3 separate regions of the Mus musculus genome follow, and all the other regions are linked to region 2. A link is a loop called in an ENCODE intact Hi-C map of the cell type or tissue named here. Cell type or tissue: heart. All regions are shown on one strand. Region 1 holds the start of Adcy6 (adenylate cyclase 6). Region 2 has its middle 8.6 kb from the start of Snora34. Region 3 holds the start of Ccnt1 (cyclin T1).

The links. Hi-C counts contacts between places; a loop is a spot of excess contacts. Peaks named below come from ENCODE experiments on the same cell type or tissue, not always from the same donor. Only the 100,000 strongest peaks of a DNase experiment are listed, where the experiment ranks them.
Region 1: it touches region 2 in a loop (5-fold over the local background); 18 of 42 quality-filtered maps call a loop at or near these places.
Region 3: a loop joins it to region 2, with 5 times the contacts of the local background. A loop is called at or near these places in 8 of 42 quality-filtered maps.

What each region holds. Positions count from the first base shown.
Region 1 is chr15:98,604,706-98,612,705 of GRCm38, reverse strand. Adcy6 (adenylate cyclase 6) reads left to right here and starts at 7,974. Exons shown (of 21, transcript NM_001368413.1): 1 at 7,974-8,000. The coding sequence starts at 7,975. In heart, no CTCF peak of the experiment used is centred here; DNase peaks (open chromatin) are centred at 3,275, 4,505, 4,855, 6,385 and 2 weaker places; H3K4me3 peaks cover 6,052 bases; H3K27ac peaks cover 6,001 bases.
Region 2 is chr15:98,507,282-98,515,281 of GRCm38, reverse strand. No RefSeq gene overlaps it. Among named protein-coding and RNA genes, the nearest start is that of Snora34, 8.6 kb to the left of the region's middle. In heart, CTCF peaks have their summits at 3,214, 4,434 and 4,636 (motif pointing left); DNase peaks (open chromatin) are centred at 2,201, 3,761, 4,041, 4,471 and 1 weaker place; H3K4me3 peaks cover 544 bases.
Region 3 is chr15:98,563,938-98,571,937 of GRCm38, reverse strand. Ccnt1 (cyclin T1) reads left to right here and starts at 4,202. Exons shown (of 9, transcript NM_009833.2): 1 at 4,202-4,462; 2 at 6,810-6,891. The coding sequence starts at 4,302. It overlaps 4930415O20Rik (RIKEN cDNA 4930415O20 gene), which reads right to left and starts at 934. Exons shown (of 4, transcript NM_001201322.1): 1 at 814-934. The coding sequence starts at 892. It overlaps 9330020H09Rik (RIKEN cDNA 9330020H09 gene), which reads right to left and starts at 4,614. Exons shown (of 2, transcript NR_028442.1): 1 at 4,413-4,614; 2 at 1,074-4,299. In heart, a CTCF peak has its summit at 4,414; DNase peaks (open chromatin) are centred at 1,737, 2,997 and 4,117; H3K4me3 peaks cover 4,113 bases; H3K27ac peaks cover 2,835 bases.

The sequences.
Region 1 (8,000 bases), 97 kb before region 2:
GTGTGTATGTGTACATGTTTTTAATGTGCATGTGTGTATGGGTGCATGTGTATATGTGTGCATGTGTGTATGCATGTGTGTATGTGTGCATGTGTGTACATGTGCATGTGTGTATGTGTGTATGTGTGTATGTGTGCACGTGTGCATGTGTGTACATGTGCGTGTGTGTATGCATATGTGTATATGTGCATGTGTGTATGGGTGCGTGTGTGTATGTGTGGGTGTGTGTATTGTGGGTGTGTATATATGTGCATGTGTGTATTATGCCTGTGTATATGTGTGCATGTGTGTATTGTACATGTGTGTATTGTGCATGTGTGTATTGTGCATGTGTATATTGTGCCTGTGTGTATGTGTGCATGTGTGTATGTGTGCATGTGTGTATGGGTGCATGTGTGTATGGGTGCATGTGTGTATGTGTACATGTGTGTATTGTGCATGTGTGCATGTGTGTATGTGTGGGTATGTATGGGTGCATGTGTGTATGGGTACATGTGTACTATGGTACATTGTGTGTAAAAAGTCAGGGGACAACCTGGAGGAGTTGGTTCTCTTCCTCCACCGAGTGGGCTCTGGGGACTGAACTCAGGTCATCATGCCTGGTGGCAGAGCCTTTAGCCTTTGCCCACCTCAGCTCCCCAAAGCTTTTATGGGACCAGTTTCAATATGTAGGCCTGGCTGTCTTGGAACTCATTCTGTAAACCAGATAGGGGTTCAATATACAGGCCTGCCTGGCTTGGACGATAGATTATAGGTCAGGCTGACTCTGAACTTGCTATGATCCCCCTGCCTCTGCCTCCAGAACACCTGGGTTATAGGAAGGCACCACCATGCCAAGCCACCTACTTTTTTTTTTCTGTTGAAAAACATTTCCATTATTTTTTGTGTATGAGGGTTCTCCCTGAATGTATGCTCATATACAACATGTGTGCCTGCTGCCTGCCAAGGTCAGAAGGGGGTGCTGGGTCTCCTGGGACCGGAGTTACAGATGGTTGTGAGCTGCCAGGAGGGTTCTAGGAATCACGTTTGGGTCCCCGCAACACGTGCTCTTAGCCACTGAGCCGACTCCTTAGCTCACACACACACACATACACACAATTTTGGCCGGCTGTGGTGACACAACTTAATGTGTGCCTGGTGCCCATCTGATCTTCAGATCCCCCGGAAGGGGAATTACGTTTGGTTGTGAGCTGCCAGGTAGGTGCATGGAACTGAGCCTGGGCCCTTTGGAAGAGCAGCGGGTGTTCTTTTTTGGGGGGGGGGTGTTGGTTTTTCAAAACAGGGTTTCTCTGTGTAGCCCTGGCTTGTCCTGGAACTCACTTTGTAGACCAGGCTGGCCTCGAACTCAGAAATTCACCTGCCTCTGCCTCCCAAGTGCTGGGATTAAAGAAGTGCGCCACCACGCCTGACTCAGCGGGTGTTCTTAATTGCCAAGCCAATTAATTGTCTATTGCAATCACCCCACTGGTTCCAAGCTACGTTATTTCAAAAAGGGAACCATGGGGTCCTCCTGATTCTGATGGGAAGGAAGTCTAGATAGCAATGGAAGCAATGGCTGTGTGAAGAGACGAGTCAGGCAGAGATCCCAAAAGCCACTGCACAGTCCAACCAGCCAAGAGCCATGCATGGCAAAATATACGGCCGCTTTCTCATTAAAAAAGAAATATGTATTTTAATTCGTCTTTATGAGTGTTCCAGTGCCTTGGGGGCCAGAAGAGGATGTGAAGCTCCACGTAGCTGGGGTAAGCATTGGGAGCCAAACTGAGGACCGAGCCGTCTCCAGCTCTCTACTTTCTCATTTTCAAATATCACAACCAGCATTTTCCTGTCTGAACCTGAGATCTGAACCTGAGATGCCTGTGAGAAAGGGCAGGAGGATTATACCCATTTTATGGATGAGGCTCTGAGATAGTAAGGGATGTTGTATTCACAATAATTTTGTTTGCTTGCTTTTGTTTTTGAGACAGCGTTTCTCTATGTAGCCCTGGCTGTCCTGGAACTCTCTGTGTAGAGCAGGCTGGCCTCGAACTCTGAGATCCACCAAGGCGTGTGCCACTATGCCAGGCGTCTACAGCCTTTGTGATAGACGTTGGATAAGGGATTAGTTCAAAGACGTTTTCCTTACCACAAGTGTTGACCTGAGTTTAGGATCCTACATTGGATCTGGGGTGGTTAGACAGTTGGGTCCTGAAAGACAAGGCTATAGGGGAGCTCATCTGAGTCTCGGAGGCAGGGCGGGACAGGACTAGCAGGTGGGGCTGTAGCTACGGGTGTGGCGGAGGGATTGGGGAGGGGACTCAAGGCAAGCTTAAGCCAGACTCACGTCCCCCGAATGAGCCCTTCTCTCTGGTTCCACCACTCTACCCCTCAAAGGGTTAAAGTAGCTTTCACATGATTTTCCCATCTCCCAGGTAACTTGGGCAGCTGCTTGCGAGGGAAATAAATAAACATCCCGGAACAATTTTTCAGTTCATGAACCTGGCAATGCACCCCAGCCCCCCACATCAAAGGAGCACAACCCTTTAGGTAAAAGGTGCCGGGGGAGGGACTTTGCCAGTTGGCAGGTGCGGGGGAAGGGCTGCCCCTGAGAGCGTGGGGCCAGAGGGCGGCACCGAGAATGCCCCTGCCTGCAGCCCGATCCGGTTCTGTGCGCAGCAGGTTTGCGTCGGGCCCGGCGCCCCAGAGGGTTGGGGAAGCGGAAAGAAGTGGGGTGCGGGCGAGCGGGTGCCAGGCGCACACACCTGGCGCCTTGTGGAATGAAATCTTAATTAATTATTAAACTCAGCTCCCGCTGGGGCCCGCGGTGAAGAGGGAGGGCGAACGGGCACGGTGGGGGCTGGGGCCGGGAGGAAGATGGGGTGAGGAGGGGGCGCAGGGCACCCCGACAGGAAGGAAGCCGACCCTCTGGGCGGGGCGGGCATCTTCGCCGCCTGCGGGTGGCTTCGCCGACTTCCGAGGACCCCCGGGTGAGGGTGGAGGGCACCCTGCAGGATGCCGCCCTGGGTGGAGGCTGGAGCGCGGGCGGGCGAGCGGGCGGGCTCACCGACCCTCCCGCGGGGTCTGAAGCCCAGAACAGTGGTCGCTTGTTCGTCGGAGACCCGGGGAGGACCCGGCGGACAGGGGAGGGGGCGCGCGGGACGCTGGCCTCCTTCACCCGACCCGGGCCCCGGGGAGGGGAGTGGGCAGCTGTGCCCCCGCCTCTGGGAGGGGGAGGGGGTGCCCAGACAAAAGGAGCTTGTGCCTTTAAGGCGGGGAGTCCGGGAGCCGGCGGGGAGGGGACTTCTGGATCCGGGGTAGAGGGCGGCTGCGCTGGACAACAAGGGAGGGGGCGAGGGCCGGAGGCTCTGCCGCGCGGCAGGCGGGCGGGCGGGCGGGACAGCGGGGACGCGCGGGCACGGAGCAGGACGGCGGGACGGCCGGCCCTCCCGGCCGGAGCCCGCGGGCGCGGCGCGGCGGGGCGGTGGCCCAGGGCAGGCGCCTACCCCCCCCCCCCCCCAGCAGGTAAGCGTGGGGGATCGGCTCCTGCGGCGACAGCGGAGTCCCAAGAGTTGCAGGGCGCCTGGGAAGTGCTGGAGGACATGGGGACCCGGGGCTCTGCGGGCCGGCGGGGGGGGGGGGGGGGGGGCAGCTCTGGAAGCTGCCACCCTCGCTCGCTACGCGCCACGAGCTTTCCTTCCTGCACTCGCCAGAGTTTTCAGGCTTGCCCAGAGAAGGGGAGAAGGCGTGCACGAGGGGAGGGGATGCCCCCAGAGGTTGGCATCGGGGATGTGGGGGTGAGTTTGGAGTGTTGAGACGGCGCTGAGAGGAGAGGGAGGCCCCTCGCCCTGCCCTCGCCCTGAACCTTTGGAATGAAAGGGTAGTGTCAATGCCTACTTCCCCAAGGCCTGTTGCGAGGTGGGCAGGGGTGGGGTGGGGTGTGGGCAGACTTTATTCAGTGTAGGCCCAGCGGCCTGCCTGAAAGACCAGAGGTGCTAAGATTAGGCGGTGGGAGAGCCTTTCGGTACCTGTGTCTCCCCAGAGTGTCTCTGTAGCCAGGGGGCCTGATGGGGTGTTGTCTGGTTGGAACTGGCTGGCTGTGGGAACCTTTTTGGTCCTTAGGGAGAACCAGGGCTTGGGAAGAAGGCTGCCCTGAACCTACAGATACAAGCCCTGGGGAAGTTCTACATCTGGAAGGGCCTGGAAATTAAGAGGGCTGGGTTTCAGCATCGCCTGTTGGTCGTCCCCCCCCCCCCCCCCCCGCATAATCTTCAGCATGAACTTTCTGAAGACTTTTAAATCATTTTGCCAACAAGGGCAGAGGTGGAAAGACCCTGGGGATGTGGTGGCTGAGAGGTGGCCAGAAAGATGAGGGTTGGGCAAAGTCGTGGGCAGAGCCAAGCCTTGACTTTCAGACCCTGGTCTCAGGCGGAAGGACCAGGATTTGGGAGGGACTTGAGGTCTGGCCCTGGGACTATGGCACTTGGGGCTGAGTGGATATGATTTGGTTGTGGGAGCTGGTTGTATATGCAATAGCACATCTGTGAGAGAGAGCAAAGGACTCAGGGGAGAAGGGGGTCAAGAGGCACAAGGCTCAAGAGCCCAGAGGCAGAAAAGAGATGCGGTGTGCACAGGGGGATTCGGGGAACATAGAAGTTTTGTGGCTTGGAACAATGCCTTCTGTTTTCTTGCTCTAGGAAGTTGGCATAGAGGAGCCCTGTGAGTCCTTTAGGGTGGGCAGTGCCTGAGAGCCCAGGGTGGGACGTTTGTCATTTGGTTGAACAGTTACAGAGTTATCCCCTTGGGGAGTCAGAGTGTTCTTGAAGGGTCATATGTTTCCCTGATAGCGTCTGCCCCTTCCTCTGTGAGTATGAGCCAGATGCAAGGATGTGCTTCCAGGGGGCTGGGAACACAGCCAGAAACAGGTCCTCTGGGAATAGAGATCTGGGCCAGTGGTAGTGGTGGCGAGATAAGAACGGGGAAGGGGACTGGAGAATGGGAAGAGGCGGAAGAGAAATGTCATGATGTGTGGAGCCTGTTGGGGAGGGGTGTGTGTGTGTGTGTGTGTGTGTGTGTGTGACATAGTGGGAATCTGCATTCTGTGTTCTGTCTCCAGCAGCTCTGGAGACTGACAGCAGGGGACATGGGGCCTGATAGGCAGGCATCTGACTGGCTGGAGGGATACACGTTCTTACTCATGACTGTTGTCTTTCCATCTCTTGGACACTGACAGAGATTTGCATTCAAAGGTTTGTACGGCGAGAGAACTAATGTTTATAGTGGAGAACTAATGTTTACAGTGTGTAGCGTGGCAGGGAATTGTTAAGGAGTCTCATCAGGACCATTCCCCTCTCGTACTTCAGGTGAGGTGGAGACAGGTGGATAGCTTGTCCCTTGTCTCAGCAGGCTGACAAGTCACTTTAAGAGTTGAAACCTGATCTTGTGCCCAAGATCTTGCTTCCAGGCTTTCTTTGGTGACCTTTTCCAAATGCCAGCCTGACCTGAAATCTTGTACTTCTGATCTGTCCTTCAAGATGGTGCTATTGGTGTTAAGAAGTTGAAGGGCATGCTGCCCTGTGGATGTAGTAGGGGCGCTGGCAGAACGTGGCTGAGGGAGACCTAGAGATGGAGTGTGAAGAAGCCCCTGGCTTTCCTTCTGCTTTGGGTTCCTCGGGGCAGCTGCTTGGAGTGTTGTTATCCCTCCTAAGCCTCTGGCTCTGGGGCCACCTGGGGCAGTTGCTGTGTAAGCTTCTCTCTAGTTCCCTAGTGAGTACAAATGTCAGTGCTGCCAGCTCAGTGTAAGGACAAGGGCCCCCTCAGGGTGCCCTGAAGCATGGAGGAGTTTGGTTCTGATGGTGGCGTCGTCTATGGTTGGCGTAAATGGCTTTCACACTCTCAACCTGGGCTCAGCCGGGAGACGTGGTAAGGTGATTGTCATGGTGTCATCCACCCAGTCCAAGGCGTGTTCTTTCTGAAAATGTAGGATCTTAGTCCGATTTAGTTGTCCGGTGTCTTTACGACCAGGGTGAAACATGGAAAACTGCTCTGGATGTCAGCTCTCCGTTTTTTGTTTGTTTGTTTGTTTGTTTTTGTTTTTCTCTTTCAAATCTGCCCTGGGAGGCCGTAGGACAAGCTTCACGGGCCTTTGGTGAAGAAGACATGAAATTAGGCATGTGAAAAGATATTGGAAGTTTACGACAGAGAGAAAATATAATATAGCTAGTGGCCGGCCATCCATCCGCTCAGCAAACGTTGAGGAGCAGCGGGCACCACAGGACACAACCAAACACCCAAATCTTTGGCTCTCCCAAGTTGGCACGGCTGTTAGGAGTGCCGACGAGCAAATAAGAAAAAGGAAAATTATAGAACGGCAGTTGCTGATAAGAGCTGCGGGGAGAGAGAAAAATTATAAAGCTGGGGAGGGAGATACGGAGCCCCAGGAAAGGGAGTTGCTATTTTAAAAGGCTGTGAGAGAGCAGAGCTGATAAGGGACTTGGGCTGTGACCTAAAGGAGCTCCTATTCCAGTTGGGAACAGCAAGTACCAGGGTACCAGCCTGGGCAGAGCCTGGCATACTGGGGAACAGCAGACAGGCTGGTGTGACAGGTGTGATGAGGAAGACACGGGACCTGGACTGTCAGAATTAGCTGGGTTATTAGTTATTCCATGTGGACTGCTCTAAAGCATTCATGTTCTTTCTCCTTGTCGGCTCTCCACCCAGCTCTTTGTGATACTAAGTGTGGAACCCAACGCCTTGTGTGTTCTAAACAGGCATTCTACCACTGAGCCGCACTCCCCTCCCTCCTTTCCTCCTTATTGTTTGCTCCTACGTTTATTGAGCACCTACTGTTAGCCCCAATAGCTCTGGAGATGAAGTGCTGACAAAAATAGGTATAGTTTCTACATGCACAAAGCTTGTAGTCCCCGGGACGGAGGCGTACGTTAAACGAGAAATGATTTAATTATAATGGCAATAAGTACTGTGGAGGAGATGAACAGAGGTTAAACTGGACCAAACGTAGTCTTAGGGGTGGGGCTGGGAAATTTTCCGTGAGGAAGTAACGTTTAAACTGTGACCTGTGGGAGAAATTGAATTTAGTTTGCTGAAGAGTGTGTGTGTGTGTGTGTGTGTGTGTGTGAGAGAGAGAGAGAGAGAGAGAGAGGGGGGAAGGAGGGAAGGAAGGAAGGAAGGATATGGAAAGAATCCCTTTTGTGTAGAGGTCAACGATCAACAGTTCACAGCAGAACATATTCTGTTGACAAGATGTATTAGGCTTGTGTGTAGTTTGTTTTTGTTTTGTTTTCTTTTCTGAGACAGGGTTTCTCTGTGTAGCCCTGGCTGCCCTGCAACTCACTTTGTAGACCAGGCTGGCCTCGAACTCAGAAATCTGCCTGCCTCTGCCTCCCGAGTGCTGGGATTAAAGGCGTGTGCCACCACACCCAGCTCAATTTTTTAAAATATGCTTTTATGTGCATTGGTGTTTTGCTTTCATGCATGTTTGCATGAGAAAGTCAAAGCCCCTGGAGCTGGAGCCATAAACAGTTGTAAGATCTGCTTTGTGGGTGCTAGGAATTGAACCAGAGTCCTTCAGAAGTATGGGGAGTGCTCTTAAAAACTTAGCTCTCAGATCCTTTACTTATATGGTTGCTGGGTCTTTTCCATGTGTCTGTGTTCCTTACCTTTGAGTGGGGGTGCAGCTGCCTCTCCTGGGGCAGTTTTATCAAGACGGTGGGAATGGGAACTGGTGAGATGGCTCCTCAGTTAAGAGCACTGACTGCTCTTCCGGAGGTCATGGGTTCAAGTCCCAGCAACCACATGGTGGCTCACAACCATCCACAACGAGAAGCAAGCAAGCAGGGCTGGAGCAAGAGGGAGAAGGGGGGGAAGATGGTGGGAATGAAGACCAGAGTTGTAGGAAGCGCTCAGGTCACAGGCTACTATGGTGGCTGTGGCCACGCAGTGGTATTAATACCATTCCCTGTCTCTCCTCCCAGCAGCATGTCATGGTTTAGTGGCCTCCTGGT
Region 2 (8,000 bases):
AGGAGGAGGAAGAAGAAGAGGCAGTTTTCCTGGGAGAGCTTTACAGTGACAGGTCACAGAGAGAGGACACGGGTGAAGACAGAACAAGCCAGAGACTGAGAAGGAGCCAGAGGATTAGAACAGATTGCTAGAGTTAGTTTGAGGCCAAGCAGAGCAAAAAGTCAGATGTCAAGAGAGAAGTGGATTGAATCAGTCAGCTTGGAGAGGAGTTTGAGCCAGAACAGCTGAGTTGAAGCAGCCAGTCAGAGATCAGAAGGAACAAGGGAGGGTGAGCTTATTTAGCGGTAAGTGCCAGAGACTGACATGTCCTAGGCTTAGATAAGATTGTATGGCAGCTAGAAGCTTCCAGGACTAGGCCTAGGTTAGCAGACAGAGGCAGAAAGCCTCCAAGACAACCATGACTACAGGAGAATAAAAAATCACTTTAACATCTCTGTGCCCAGAAGTCAGCAGCATCTAGAATATACAGTGTGCAAGACCAAGCCCCAACCAAGGAGCCTGCATCAGTGACTTGTGCACCACTGTAGCAGAAGCAGCTGTCAGAGCAACCTAAGGCAGGAAGGATGCTCACCGTCTTAGAGATGTCGGCAGAGATGTGTAGAATCAGAGCAGCTCACATCGTGGTGGCCAGGGACCAGACAAAGGGAGCATAGGAGGGACCCAGGGCAAGATATAGCCCCAAGTGCACACCCCGGGGACCCAACTCTTCAAGTAGGCCCCGTCTCCCAATTGTGTCATAAGACTATGGCTCCATCGTTTGGTCAGAGATGACCTGTTAATCTAGTCAGAATCCTTGTGATCTAATCACATCTAGAAGTGTCTTCTGGTGACACCTCCACGCATATTCTCTTGGCTTTTTCTCAAGCCAAACAAGTGACAAGATTAACCACCCCAGAGCTGGGGAGATGGCTTCGTGGTTAGCAGAGCTGGGGAGATGGCTTCGTGGTTAGCAGAGCTGGGGAGATGGCTTCGTGGTTAGCAGAGCTGGGGAGATGGCTTCGTGGTTAGAAGCACTTTACTTTTTTCCGGAGGACCCACGTGACCTACAACTGTCTGTAACTTCAGTTCTAGTGAGAGGCCAAATCTTGTAAGTTCAGACTCCATTTTAGAGACCCTGACCTGAGTTTGAACTCAGGTAAACTGACAGGCTGGTACCTAGCATGAGTTTCCAAGTTGCCCCCCAACAAAACCCGAGCCTAGCTCTAGTCTCTAGGGTAATCCCCAACAAGACCAGCATTTCCAGGTTATTCCCCCAACAAACCTGCACCCCCAGGTTACAAGCCCACCCCCTGCCTAACGACCACCAATGCAGAGGGGAGCAGAATCTAAGTTTATGATGTGACTCCCAGCACCAGCCAATTATGCTAAAGGCCACAGGAGCTTGCCAATGAGATGCTTGCACACACACTCCCTGCTTGCTGCTTACTCTAAAGTCTTGCTTCATAGACATTCGGGGCTCCCCCACTACCAAAACCATCCTGAGTGATGGTGGTGCATTGGGGAGGCCTGAGCTAGCTCGAATAAAGACCCTGCTGTGAGTTACATCAGATTGGCTCCTGTCTGGTTTTTTTGGGGGGATCACTAACACTTCCCTGGCACAACACTATGGGGTCCAGTGCCCTCCTCTGACCTCTGAGATCATCAGGCATGCACATGGTGCACAGACATGTCTGAAGGTGAAATACCTATACTCATATAATTTTAAAAAATAATAAAAATAACAAAATTAATGATTATAAATCCCTTTGGGTGTGTCGAGGATCCTGTAGCCCAGTGGTTATCAGCCTTGGGGGTGGGCCAAGCAATCCTTTCACAGGGGCTAAATATCAGATATCAGACAGCCTGCATACCGGATATTTACATTGTTATTATCAGATGTTACATTACATCAGATTCATAACAGTAGCAAAACTAGTTATGAAGTAGCAACAAAATAATTTTATGTTTAGGACTCACTACACAGAAGGACGCCTAAGGAAGTGTATTAAAGGGTCACAGCGTTAGGAATGCAGAGGTCTGCAGCTGTCGCTGTTTTTGAGACCCGATCTTGCTGTGTAACCCTGCTGGTCTGGGGCTTGTCATGTGGCCCCGGGTGACCCCTAAGCCTACATTTGTCTTCTTGCCTTGGCCTCTCGAGCCCTGGCACGAACTGCAGCTCTGTTTCCTCTTGGTGAGAAATCTAGGTTTCCATTCCTCTTTCACAACGGACTTTCTGTTATGGCTATGTCTTCAAAATTTCCATCTACATTTTTTTTTTTAACACTGAGAGAATTCCAGGAACCTGAACAGAGCAGCTGGGCCCCGTGCCCTGTACTTCTTGCCAAGCCTGCCGACGGAATGCGGAGGGTGACTTTTGCTGTGCGTGACAGTGACCACACCATCTGTCTCTAGCCGTGTCTCTCCTGAACTATTCACATTTCACAAACGTGACTAAGTCACTTGTGCGTCATCCTTTTTGCACATTGCCCTCCCGGCTTTAAACAGTAACAACAGCAGAATTGCAGAGAGCGGAGACTTACCTGAGTACTTGGTCCTTATGGCTGAATGCCTCCCATTAGTCCCTCAGGAATGGTCTCTCGAGGGTGGTGGGGGTGGGTGGGTGGGTGGGGGTGGGTGGGTGGGTGGGGCAGTTCAACAGCTGATATTTGCTCCATCCCCAAGGCAGGGTGGCTTAGTACTGGTCTGGCACACAGAGGTCCAGAAGGTTCCTGGGGAGCTGTTGGTACCTAGTCTTGATGACAACTTATAAATACTGATTCTGACATCAGAGAGAATCATCCGTATCCCAGGCAAACAAACTCATGGCGAGAGGGAAGGCCAGAAGGAACAAAGGGGAGATAACGTCCTACCAAAACAACCTTTTTATCGGAGCTGCTACCAGGCCCACCCACAATCAGGGGAGGGCCTTCCCACACCAGTCAGATCAACTTCTTCAGAACATGTCTTCAGGCGAGGCTCCGTATTCGGTGATTCTAATCTGCGACAAGTTGACATTAAAACCAACCATAATATTTTTATTTTATAGATTCAGAATTAGCATCTATAGTAATATGTGCGTAAACTCGACACTGGTGGATTTATATAGGGAGAAGAGAGTAATTAGATTAAATTTTGAATAAGAATCTAATTCTGGAGCTGGAGAGATGGCTCAGTGGTTAAGAGCACTGGCTGCTTTTCCAGAGGTGCCCAGTTTCCCAGCAACCACAGGGTGGCTCACAACTATCTGTAATGTGATCTTTTGCTCTCTTCTGGCTTGCAAGCATACATGTAGGCGGAACATTGTATACATAATAAATAAATAAATAGGTCTTAAAAAAGAGAATCTAATCCTGTCAGTTAATAGTCAGATTGTTCTATGAGTGGACTAAATTCCTTTTATCACGGCACGTTTAGTCCTGTCATCAGGAGGCAGAGGTAGGCAGGTCTCTGAGTTCGAGGCAAATCTATTCTACAGAGCAAGTTCCAGGACAGCCAGGGCTACACAGAGAAACCGTTTCAAAAGCAAAAGCAAAAAAAAAAAAAAAAACCTAAACAAACAGAAAAATCTTTCACCTCCTCTAAGGCCAGGAAGCCTCACTTAAATTTCCATTTGTGGTAAACAATCACAAAGTAAGGATGTTGGAAGCGTGTTCATAACTCAAGGACTGCCTGTGCCTGTAGCTCAGAGGCAGAGCACACATGTGCCATGGGACTATCTATCCCTAACGCCGGGGAAGAAAGCAATGCGAGCCCACCCACGGAAGTACAGAATCCGCGTTCTCAAGACAATGTGCTGAGAAGCGGAAGTGCACAAAATGGGAACTGAGAGAGAAATGAAAAGCGTCTGCTTGTGCTTTAGAGAATGAATTCATTAACACCCCCCCCTCTTTATTTTAAATAAAAAATAAAACAGACTCTGGGCAAGTCCCACGCGATGCTGTATTCCAGGCTAGGGAAATAGGAAAGTAGCGCCTGGGCCAAAGGTGTCCAGTGCGGGAGCAGAGAACAGCCACAGGATAAATGTGCTTATATTCCCTGTACTATAATGGCTTTGCAGGAACTTGGAAAGCAAGAGAAAGCCCAGGGGAGTTACTCTGGATCTGGTTACTGAGTCTCTGGGACAAGGCAGATAGTGAAGTGTCCTGCTGACTGCGTAGGAGGCAGAAAAAATTAGCCTCCATTATAACCTATTCTTGAAAGCAAAGCTTACAGGTCCTGGGACCACAGAATCGGGGATAACACTTGCTAATGATCCAGGTGACCACTGGGACGCCTTTTATTATGGAGCCGATGCTGGTGAAACGTCAGAGACGGTTAATAAACACAACTCTACAATGCGGATAGTCTGAGAGTTAAGAGTGCGCCAGGCTTCCCATTGTAAACAGTTCCTCTAGGGACCATGGTGGATGTTCAGCACAACACATGGGGTCAGCAGGGGCTGGAAACAGTTGGCTTCTGTGGACCGTGCAGTGGCGTGCTCCCTCAATCCCCAGACCTGCCGCTGCTTGCATTGCAGGTACTGATGCTGCGTGGGACCGAGGCTGGCTGCTCCGACACACCTCTTTGTAAATGTGTCTACATTTCGGGTCTTGAACCACCCCTGCCCACCAAAGGCTTGGTTGCTTGGGAGATAAGTTGATGAACTATGGGCAAAACACAGCCCGACAGCGCCCCCGTGTGGTCTTCGCGGCATTTGGAGAAAGCCTGTATCGCAGAGTCTGTCATGTGGAGTGGGGGCATGTGAATGTGTGTGTGTGTGTGTGTGTGTGTGTGTGTGTGTGTGTGTGTGTGTGTGTGTGTGTGGTGTGTGTGTGTGTGTGTGTGTGTGTGGTGTGTGTGTGTGTGTGTGTGTGTGTGAGAACTGTCTTTGACTTTGGGTCAGTGCCCTTACGCAGTGCATCAAGAGCAATTCGTTTTCACCTTGGAAGATCAGCGATGGACATTTGTTGTATCATGTTATCCTAGGAATATTTATGTAGCATTACCCCAGGAATATTTATGTAGCCCTACTATTTTCTGTGGTTTGGAGACGGGGGGGTGGGGATTTGGTGTCCTGGGAAAGGCCCAAGGTGGTCACTTTGTATCATTATACCGATATCTATATAATTACACATTTCTGTTATCTATCATCTATTTATCTATCAATAATATCCATCTATCCCTACCATCTGTCTAACTACTATCTATCTATCTATCTATCTATCTATCTATTCTATCATCATTCTAGTTCCTCCTCCTCCTCCTCCTCCTCCTCCTCCTCCTCCTCCTCCTCCAAGACAGGGTTTCTCTGTGTAGCCCTGGCTGTCCTGGAACTTCCTCTGTAGAACAGGCTGGCCTCGAACTCAGAAATTCTCCTGCCTCTGTCTCCCAAGTGCTGGGATTAAAGGCGTGCACCACCACTGCTCTGCCATACCGTCAGCTTCTAACAGTGCTTTATGAAATGTTAGAAGTATGTTCCGGGGGATTAAATGGGAGTGTCTTTTCATATTCACTTCATATGAGTCTGCTGATAACAGAGGCCACTTTCCAAAGTGAAATGCAAGACTGAATGTTTACAAAAAAGAGTCTAGAAGCTTGCTTTACATTTTTTCTTTAAAAAAACATTTTTTTAAAGTTTATGTGTATGGATGTTTTGTGTGCATGTGTGCATGTGTAGTGCATATGTGCCTAATGCACTCAGAGGCCAGCAGAGGGCTTCTGATCTTCTGGAACTGGAGTTATAAATGGTTGTGAGTTGCCACGTGGGTTCTGGGAACTGAAACCAAGTTGCCATTAAGGCTCATGGTGGCACATGCCTTTAATCCCAGCGCTCAGGAGGCAGAGGCAGGCAGATCTCTGAGTGTGAGGCCAGCCTGGTCTGCAGAATTCCAGCACAGGCATGGCTACACAGAGGAAACCCTGTCTCAAAACAAACAAACAAACAAACAAACAAACAAACAATATCCAGTGCTCTTGGAGGGGACTCCTCCAAGGGCTTGAATCACTTTCTAGCTTTGCCCTTTGAGCTAAACCTTGTCTTCTAGGTTCCAGCTGCCTGCACTCCACTGCTGTTGCTGCTCTTGGTGGTCATCTCATGGTACTGGCATCTCCAAAACACTGCTGTCTTCTGCTGCAACTGGGCTTCACCAATGGCCTCTCATAAGCTCTCTTTATGGTGCCAAACATCAACTCCCTTGTGTGACCCCTTCAAGTCCTGGGCCATCAATTGCAACTGAGGCTACACCCTCACCAATGGCCTTCCGTGGCCTCTCACAGTGCCGAGCCTCAGCTGCTCTGCATAACCCCTTCATGCCTTCAAAACCAGTACCACTTGGGTGACTCTTACACATTACCAAGTCCAGCCACAGCACAAGGTAAAATCTTGTCTATCTCTGGAACACAGTCTCTGTGCTCTCAGAAAACACTTCCCAGAAGATTTCACCTCAATGATGCTGGTCTCTTCTTAATCACCGCTAATTTCTTAGCTCCAGCTAACCAGCATCAATAGTCCCAGTAATGCAAAGTTTTTGCTTTAGTAGTTCTAGTATTTTGTTAATCACAGCTGATTCTTCAGCCCCAGCTAACAAAACCACAGAATCTTCACAATCAAAATAGCAATAGCCCTGATAAGAGCCTTTAATCTTCCCTCTGAAATGTCACAAGCCAGGCCTCCATCATTTGCACTGTTCTCAACATCATCTCCCAAGCTCCTACACAACATCCCACAGAGCTCTTAACATCCCAATGGCTCTTCTAACCCAAACTTCCAAAGTCTTCCTACAGTCCTCCCCCAAACATGGTCAGGTTGTCACAGGAATGGTCAGGTTGGTACCAATTTGTCTTAGGATTACTATCCCTGCACAAAACATTATGACTAAGAAGCAAGTGGGGGAGGAAAGGGTTTATTCAGCTTACACTTCCACAGTGCTGTTCATCACCAAAGGAAGTCAGCACAGGAACTCACACAGGCGGGAATGGATGTAGAAGCCATGGAGGAATGCTGCTTACTGGCTTGCTTCCCCTGGGTTATGCAACTTGCTTTCTTATAGAACCCAAGCCCAGGAATAGCAACACCCACAATGGGCTGGGCCCTTCTCCCTTGATCACTAATTGAGAAAATGCCTCATGGAGACATTTCCTCAAGGCTCCTTTCTCTGTGATAATTCCCTCTGGTGTCAAGTTGACACACAAAACCAGCCAGTCCAGTTATCTTGGTGTTGCCCTGTGTCACCGTGGTCCTGTAGTGTTGGGTCTTCAGGACCAGCCCCGTCTCACGCTCCAGCAGTTCATAGATGGGGTATATGTTGGGGTGGTCAACTCAAAACCCTGGATCTGGGTGTAGTTAGAAGCTGAGTTGCTCTGCCCATCAGCTCTCCTGCCCCTGTGCCACAAAGGTCAGCTCTCCTGCTTTGCCTAGGTGAGAGGTGGGGCAGGTCTCCTGCCTGTAGCAGCCAGCAAGAGGCAGGACCAGCTCTTCTGGCCCTTTTGCCTTGGGGCTGGCTCACTGAGTCCTCACCAGGGCCAGCTCTGCAGTGCTACTCAGGTGTAGGTGTGTGTGTGTATGTGTGTGTGTGTGTGTGTGTGTGAGAGAGAGAGAGAGAGAGAGAGAGAGAGAGAGAGAGAGAGAGAGCGCCAGCCCTTGGACATCAACACGGCCCCAGGTGGCAGCTAAGAGCAGGGATGTCTGCGTGGCCTTGGTGGTAACACAGAGGATGGACACAGACTCCTGCTGTGCAAACACTGATGGTTTTCATTTCTCCTCAGTCCCATCTCCTCTCCAATCTCTCGCGGCTCTCACATGGTCTCTCTTTTATCCCTTACTATTACCCAGAATCCTCTCTGTTCCTGCCATTGTCCCACCTCCTACTTCCTGCCTCAGCTCATTGGCCATCGGCTTTTTTATTGACAGGTGATGTTTATAAGAGATTCACAACACCCATCAGGTAGTTGTGAGCAGACCATCTCTTAGAGATTTTTTTCATCTTAAAGCCTTAAAATTGTGGGCCATTGAAACATTCCAGATACAAACTACTGCAATGATA
Region 3 (8,000 bases), 57 kb before region 2:
AGCCAGGAGAGGCTACTACAGGCCTGGAGTGCGGGCAGTTTGTGAGTTTTCTAAAGGATGTGCTTTCTACTAGAGGGGACAGAAGACTTCTTCATTTGAAAGCAAGAATAGTCTCATCACATAATGCTGAGACCTTGTGCGGTGGTGGTGGGTGGGGTTTGCGGGCCGGAAAGAGATGCTGATACAAGACTAAGGGTTCCTAGGGTTTTTATGGAGAGATAAACAGAACTTTGGTGGAATTAGAAAGACCAGAGTGGGTGCGTACCCGGGGAGCGAGCCGTCTGCCATGCTTCAATCTTGGGTTTTTACTTCTCCGCTCCGCTTCCCCATCCCACAATGCCTTGCTCAGTGCCTTGCCACACTTAATGTCTGTCCTTCATTACATTTCCGTTCCGTTCTACCGGAGATCCTTTCTCCTCCACCTTTATGCTTTCAACGTTTTAAAAAAGATTTATTTACTTTATGTATGTGAGTACACTGACACTGTCTTCAGACACACCAGAAGAGGGCATTGGATCCCATTACGGGTGGTTGTGAGCCACCATGTGGTTGCTGGGAATCGAACTCACAGAGATCCACCTGCCTCTGCCTCCTGAGTGCTGGCTGGCTCAAACTATGTATCTTAATAATGCTATGAAGTAACAGGAAGTGGAGCTGAGTGGCGGCTGTCCCTGCTGTGCAAACTTAACTGTGCTAACAATTGGTCATGAAAGAACATCTCTAACTCTGCTCAGAAAGGAAATGACTCGGAAGTGGCTAAGACTCTCTTAGGAAAGGCATGGCCCTCTGCCCACCGTGCTGAGTCCTCCTTACTTGTTTCTTGAGCTGTGTTTCTCTTTTTACTCTGAAAGTAATGTTGATATCCTAGTAGATATAAGTTGAAGAAAGCCATCTCAGCATCCCCTTCTCTTTAGAATGTCTACACTGGAGCTCCAGGTTCTAGTAACCATGGTAAAGGCTTGGAGCGTTACCGTAACTGGCAGTTCCTTTGTCCAGTAGAGCACAGGATTTGTGGGTTCTCCATGGAGCTGCAACTGCGTGAGCTAAATAATTCCAGGAAGCTTGAGGTATCAAGGATCATTACTTTTTCTTTTATTTTCAAGACAGAGTTTCTCTATGTAGCCTTAGCTATCTTGAAACTTGTTATATAGACTAGGATGGTCTCAAACTCACAGAGACCCACCAATCTCTCTGCCTCCTGAGTGCTGAGACTAAAGGTGTGTGCCAGCACAGCCGGGCTTATCGAGTTGTTTAATTAATTTACGTTACATTCAAATTGCAGTGCACACACACACACACTTTCTCTCTCTCTCTCTCTCTCTCTCTTTTTTTTGGAGACAGGGTTTCTCTGGTTGTCCAAGAATTCACTCTGTAGACCAGACTGGCCTTTAACTAAGAGATCCACCTGCCTCTGCCTCCCAAGTCCTGGATTAAAAGTGTGAGCTAACACTGATGGCCTGCAGGCTCATTACCTTTTATTTTTTGTTTTTTCTTTTTTTGCTCATTACCTTTTAAAAAAACTGCTGTCATCCTTTGAGAACTTTGTGCAATGTATTTTGATCATCTGCATCCACCCCCACCTCTTCCATCTCCCCCAGATGCCCTCCATTTTGTCCTTCCTAACTGCATGGCCTCCTTTCCCTATTCAGTGACTCTAGTTAGTGCTGCCTAGCTGCACATGGGTGTGGGGTCATGGGCAACTGGCCAGTGGTCACTTTCCCCTCAGCAGCCATCACCCCTGTCCTGTCCTTGCTGGACTCTTCACTGGCCTGACTGGTGCAGGTAAGCACAGCTGTAGTGAGCTGCTGTGTACGGTAGCCAGGTGGCATTCCCTATCTATCAGCATCCTCCCAAGCCCTCCCCTTTTGAGACAGGGTTTTACCGTGTCTTGGAACTCATGAAGTAGACCAGGCTGGTCCTCAAACTCAGAGATCTGCCTGCCTGCAGGACAGCTAGGGCTGTTACAGTGAAAATCCTATCTCAAAAGGCTTTGAGGGTGTGTGAGATGGCTCGGTTGAGTAAAGGTGTCTGAGTTGAGCCTGATGACCCATGTTTAATCTTTGGTAAACATGGTCCTGTGGTAGAAAGGACGCTCTAGAATTATCCTCTGATGTCTAGCCTTACACTGAGGCATGTGAAAGCTATGTTGTGTATGCACAGCACATGTATATACACTCAAGTTTTTAAATTAAAAAAACTCCCTGAAGAAGGAATCTTGGAGAGGGGAGGCTGGGGAAGACTGGGAGGAGAAACTGCAGTTGGGGTGTATATGAGAGGAAAAAACTGAAAAAAGAGACAGTGACATACATAAAACATGGGAACTTCTTTTTTTATATATATAATTTATTTTTTTTGGAGACAGGATCTCTCTATGTAGTCCTGGCTCTTGTTATGTATCCCAGGTAAATATCCCGCTCAGGTTGGAAAGCTGGAGCGGGGCTGCGACTTAACAGAGGCCTTGAACTTAGAAAATTTCCACATGGTGCTGGTGGTAACTTTCCACATGGTAGAGGCAGTTTTGATTCATCCATGAGCAGATCCTAGGATACTTTTGGGCTTCTAAACTATTTAGCCTTGGGGCACTTGAGGTCGTCAGGGGATAACTGGCTAGAGTCAGTTCTCCTCGATCTATGATGGGGGGGGGGGGTTCTCGGGGATTGAATTCACACCAGAGTTGACAGCAGCCTCTCCTACCTGCTAAGCCACCTCGAGGGGACCCTCATTTATGCAGACACATTTCCCAGAGGACTTCTGGCGAAAAAAATAGACCCCAAATCTTCAAGATTGATTGCCAATCCCCTTGCTAGTGGGTGGATACAGTGGGCTCTTGGTAAACAAAAGATCTAGAGTTTGGGATTGTGTGAACATCAATACCGAGTTCAAGGCAGCGACCGAGGCCCGGGGACAGAGACACCCTGGTGCAGCCAGGAGGCTGAGGCGGACATCGGCCCCAGCTTGCTTTTTACAACCTCACAAAGTGGACCTGGGAGTGAGGCCAGAGCACAAATTATCTCTTGATCTCCTTCTTCTGATAATCCTCCCCAATGCAGGACACAAATTATCTCCTGATCTCCTTCGCTTGATAACCTTTCCCTACGGGGTGGGTTTCCTAGAACTACTGACCTGACGCGCAGGGGAGCTTGCATAACCTTGGGCCCTCCCTGACTGGATGTTTGGAATCTGAGCCTGCAAGCTTATCGCCTTCACTGACAAAGAGAAAAGAATGCAAAAGAAAAAAGGCCTCCAGACCTAAACGATAAACGATCGGTGGTGTCCTTGAGCGTGGCGGGGTGGTGGTGCAAGCCTTTAATCCCAGCACTCGGGCAAAACCCGACGCCCCTCTGAGCTCCAGGGATGACAAAAATAAGAAAGGAAAGAGAGAAAAAGACCCCTTTACCCGGGGCTGGAGAGATGGCTCAGCGGGTAGGGGCACTGACTACTCTTCCAGAGGTCCTGAGTTCAATTCTCAGCAACCACATGGTGTCTCACAACCATCTGTAATGGGATCCGATGCCCAATTCTGTTGTCTAAAGACCACTACAGAGTACTCATATACATAAATGAAGATAAATAAATCTTTAAAAAAAGGCCCCTTTACCCCCCCCCCCCAAACACTCAAACGAAGCTCAGTGGCGTTGATTTTATTCCTTCCAGATGATTGGCCGCAGTGAAACGGGAGGAAAGGCTGCTACAAAATAGGAGAGCGGTTTCCAAACGCGCCGGAGTTCTCCATGCCGGAGCTAAGAACCCAGGAACCTTTTAGTGGCTTTCGCGTTTCTGCACGGGGCAGGGCCACTCACTGTCTCGTCCTTTCTCGGTTTTCTGAGAGTCTCGCCTATTTCCCCTGCCACTTTTTCCGTAAGCCCGGTGTTACAAAGGGGCCTCCATCACGCACGTCCTCGGAAACTACCCAGCCAAGCGCAGCGAGCGTTAACTAGAGGCCCGCCGGTGAGGCCCCCTTACCGCAGTTCTCGCGCGGAAAGACGAGACCTTTAAAGAACGACGTCAGATAGTCCCGCCCACCTGGCGGTCACACGACCGGATCCTGCGTCCCGGCCGCCGGTCCGTTCTTAGCCGCGGACTGGCTGTGGATTCGTCTACGGGGTGTCGGAGGGGTCATTCCGGAAGTCGGCGCTGGAATCTTCGGCTTTCTGGGCGGAAGTGTGTCACAACCTCGGTGGTCGCCCCTTGGAGGAAGTTCGTCACGTCGCAGTAGTCTCGGCACGGCGGATGTGTGTCGCCGCTCCGGTGACGCTGGGAAGTGCTCGCAGCCCCCGCCGCTGCCTCTTGGTTGAAGCACTATGGAGGGAGAGAGGAAGAACAACAACAAGCGGTGGTATTTTACTCGCGAGCAGCTGGAGAACAGCCCGTCGCGTCGCTTTGGCGTGGACTCCGATAAAGAACTCTCTTACCGCCAGCAGGCGGCCAATCTCCTCCAGGACATGGGACAACGTCTGAACGTGTATCCTTTCGGCCTAGGCCATCGGCCTCGGAGTGCGTCCGGCCATGCTTCGACGTCCGGGCCGGCGACGCTGGTGGGGACAGAAGCGGGTGGGGTGGTGGCAGGAGCTGGGCGTCTAAGTTGGGAGAACCCACAATGGCGCTCGCTGGCCGAGCCACTGTTCGCGCGAGGGAAGTGAGGCGGAGTCAATTTCCCGCTCGCTCACCGGTGCCACCGGCCGGGCTGCCGACTCGTACCTCTCCTGTCTTTGTGTTTTCGCTGCTCCTTCCCAGCCCCCGTCCTCTGGATTCTGCCCTGTTTTAGTGGCTTTTGAGAGTCTTCTTTCTGCTGTGACCTAAGGCTCCGTTTAGGACGTTTCGCTATCGACTCTGCCTCCCCAAAGTGTATAAAAAGGGTTTCGGGAAATTCTGTACGCAAAGGACTTATGAAGGTGGTCTGGAATTGCTGCCCCAGTTTTGGTTCCAAGCCCGTTTCTCTCACTAGCTGGCTAACCTGTCAGATTCTCGTTTAAAACAAAATGTCCCAATGTCTGCCACCACGCTTGATATTCAAACGTTCTAGTAGCTGTTTCATGGAATTTAAGAGGAAAAAAAGATGTCAACTTAGGTTTGGGGGGAGGGGATATACAAGTTGGTATGCTTAAAGTAGTTTTCAGAATATTAAGTCCTTGCTTCTTTGGGCACTAGTGATAGTTTATTCATTAGGTTTCAAAATTTAGAGGTAATGTAGTTTAGTGATTTCCCCCCTCCCAGTTTTTCTTATGAAAATACAGTCTTGTGGCAAAACTAATAGTTTTAAAGTTCTTTCCGTTGTCCATATATATATATATTTTTTTTCTTTTTCTTTTTTTTATTTTACTTCCACTTATGTAGCATTTATTTAAGAGTGATGCTGAGGGCTAGGCCTGGTGTCCTGTGCCTTTGATCTGAGCTTTGGAGAAGTAGAAGCAGGCCAGAATTTCCATGTAAGACCCTGTCTCCAAGAAAGAAAAAAAAGTGCAGAGTTTAGGTCTCTAGTGTTTTTAAGTCTGAAGGTTGTATGTTGTATAGGTGTTCTCTTTATTGCCAGTTGTCTCCTATTGAAATCCAGTTTCCCAAGCATTTGGTCAGTGCACGATCAAACCTCTCTGAGTTTCTGTCTGTGTTTACGGCACCTTTTAAATGTGTGTTTAAGCTTGCCGCCATCATATTGTCACTTCTATGCAGACTGTTGCTGAGGTCTGTGGGAATAAGTACTCTTACGTTTTGGGGAGGTTGGAATGGTACCCGTACAAAGGAAGGCAGGGGTTTATTTTCAGTGGATGACTATCAAATGGTTTCAAAGGTTTTATACTTCAGAGGTCATGTAATATTTCCTGAAGGAATCAGAACTAAGCAGGGTGTGGTGGTGCGTACCTTGAATCCCATTGCTCAGGATGGGGAGGTGAGCAGATCTCTACTTCTGATGCCAGCCTGGTCTACACAGCACGTTTTAGGACAGTCAAGGATTCATAGAAAAACCCTGCCTTGAACACTGCCCACCCACCTCCTCACCTCCCCCACGCCCCCCCCCAAAAGAAAGTAGAACTGGAAAACTTAATTATTGAAGTTTAAGAAGGTGAGAGAGAGAAAAGTTCCAAGAGCCTAGTAAGGGAAGGCCTGGTAAATATCCTTAAAAAGTTATTTTTTGTGGGGCTAGAGAGATGGCTCAGCAGTTACAAGCACTTACTGTTTAGGCAGGGCCTATATGGCAGCCCACAGTCGTCTATAGCTGCAGTTGTAGGGTAATCTCATGCCCTCTTCTGACCTCTGTGGGCACCAGACATGCCCTTGGTGCACATACATAGAATCAGGCAAATGCTGATACACTTTAAAATTTTAAAGTTATTCTTGGCCTGACAGAATGGCCCAGCGGGTAAAGGCACTTCTCGTCAAGCCTGGTAGCCTGAATTCCATCCCTGGGACTCGGGTGGGAAGATAACCGACTCCTGCAAGTTGCCCTCTGACCACCATACTCATGCTATGGCCAAAAGTAAATGTGATGAAGTTGTCCTGAGCTAAAGGATCGTCTTTGCAGAAGGCAAGTGACAGGACAGGAAGCCTGAGGTCGTATGCAGCTTTGTTTGTACTGATTTACAACTTGCTACTTGTTTTGTTTATTCAGTCAGTAAGTTCATATTAAGTACCCGTTAGGTAGAGCACATGTTGTCAATTGGCAGTTAATTTCATTAGAGAAGGAAACGAATCTGCTGTTGGGTTGGAAGAGTTAAGTTTTACTCCCCTGTGGGATCATCTGTTTAGCTTGGCCATTTGTTACTTTGGGGGGAGATTATATTGTCTGCTTCTGAACCTTAACTCGAGCACTTCAGCTCACAACTGACGATCAATACTGCTATAGTATACATGCACCGATTCTACATGATTCAGTCTTTTACACAGTTTCATCGATATGTAAGTATAATTTTCTATGGTGAAATCCCTTTGGGTTTGAGTGTAGCTGCCTACTTTATGATTGGTCGTTGTTATTGAACTATGATTTTAATTTTAGAATTTAGGGCTCGTTATTTTAAAGTTAGAAAAGAAACCATGATTTAAATATAGCTTTCCGAGTAAGAAGACAAATGTAAGTTAGGTTTTGCAACATTTTTAAAAGTCTTTAAGAAAACATGTTTCAAATTTAGGATAAAAAAGGACTTGGCTTTATTTTTGCCTGTGTTTGGGTTAGGGAATGGTAAGAGTGTGTGAGTGCCCTCAGAGGCTAGGTGAGGACATTGAATTCCTTGGAGCTGGAGTTACCTAGGTGCTGTGAGCCACCTAAGTGGGCACTGGGAACAAAACTACTGAGCCATCTCCAGCCCAGATAATACATTTTGAGTTGTCTTGTTTTGATGCTAACAAACTGAAGAGAAACTGTGAAGCTAGATATAATTCCTATAATGTAGGAAATTGGCAGGCAGGTTCAGGAGTGACAGGGAACTCTTGATCTGTAGTAAAGTCTCCGAATTTTGGGTGATTAGATTAGTCATTTTGACTTTTTTTTTTTTTTTTTTTTTTTTGCCCTTAGCTCCCATAGTTCCAATTAGCCTTTATTGAGGCTATTTGATAGCACTGAAACAGAAGTAATTAATGAAGAATGAAATTAAAGAGGAGTTTCCTAGTTGTCTTAGAAATTTTGAGGGTTTTCTACATTCAGCTCTCCTTTTTTTAATCCTTTTTCCTCTTCCTCCTCCTCCTTTTCTTCTTAACTATGTACTAATGGCTGCACTTGAACTATATAGTTCTGGCTGGCTTGAATTTCCAAACACTGGCATTATGAACTGGAGGCACATGCCTGACAAGTACTTTTTTTTATTGTAATAAAGACTTGAAGTCTTAAATCAGGTTGTTCAGTGTGCATTTAAGTGTTAGCATATATTTCCCTATTTAATGACCTACTTTCTTATTGCTTTTGTGTTAATCTTGGTCAAGACAGACTTCTGATTATTTCCAAAGTACCTGCAGTAAACTGGTTGGATTAATGACCTGATAATTATTTCTTTACAGAGACATTCTTTTGAATA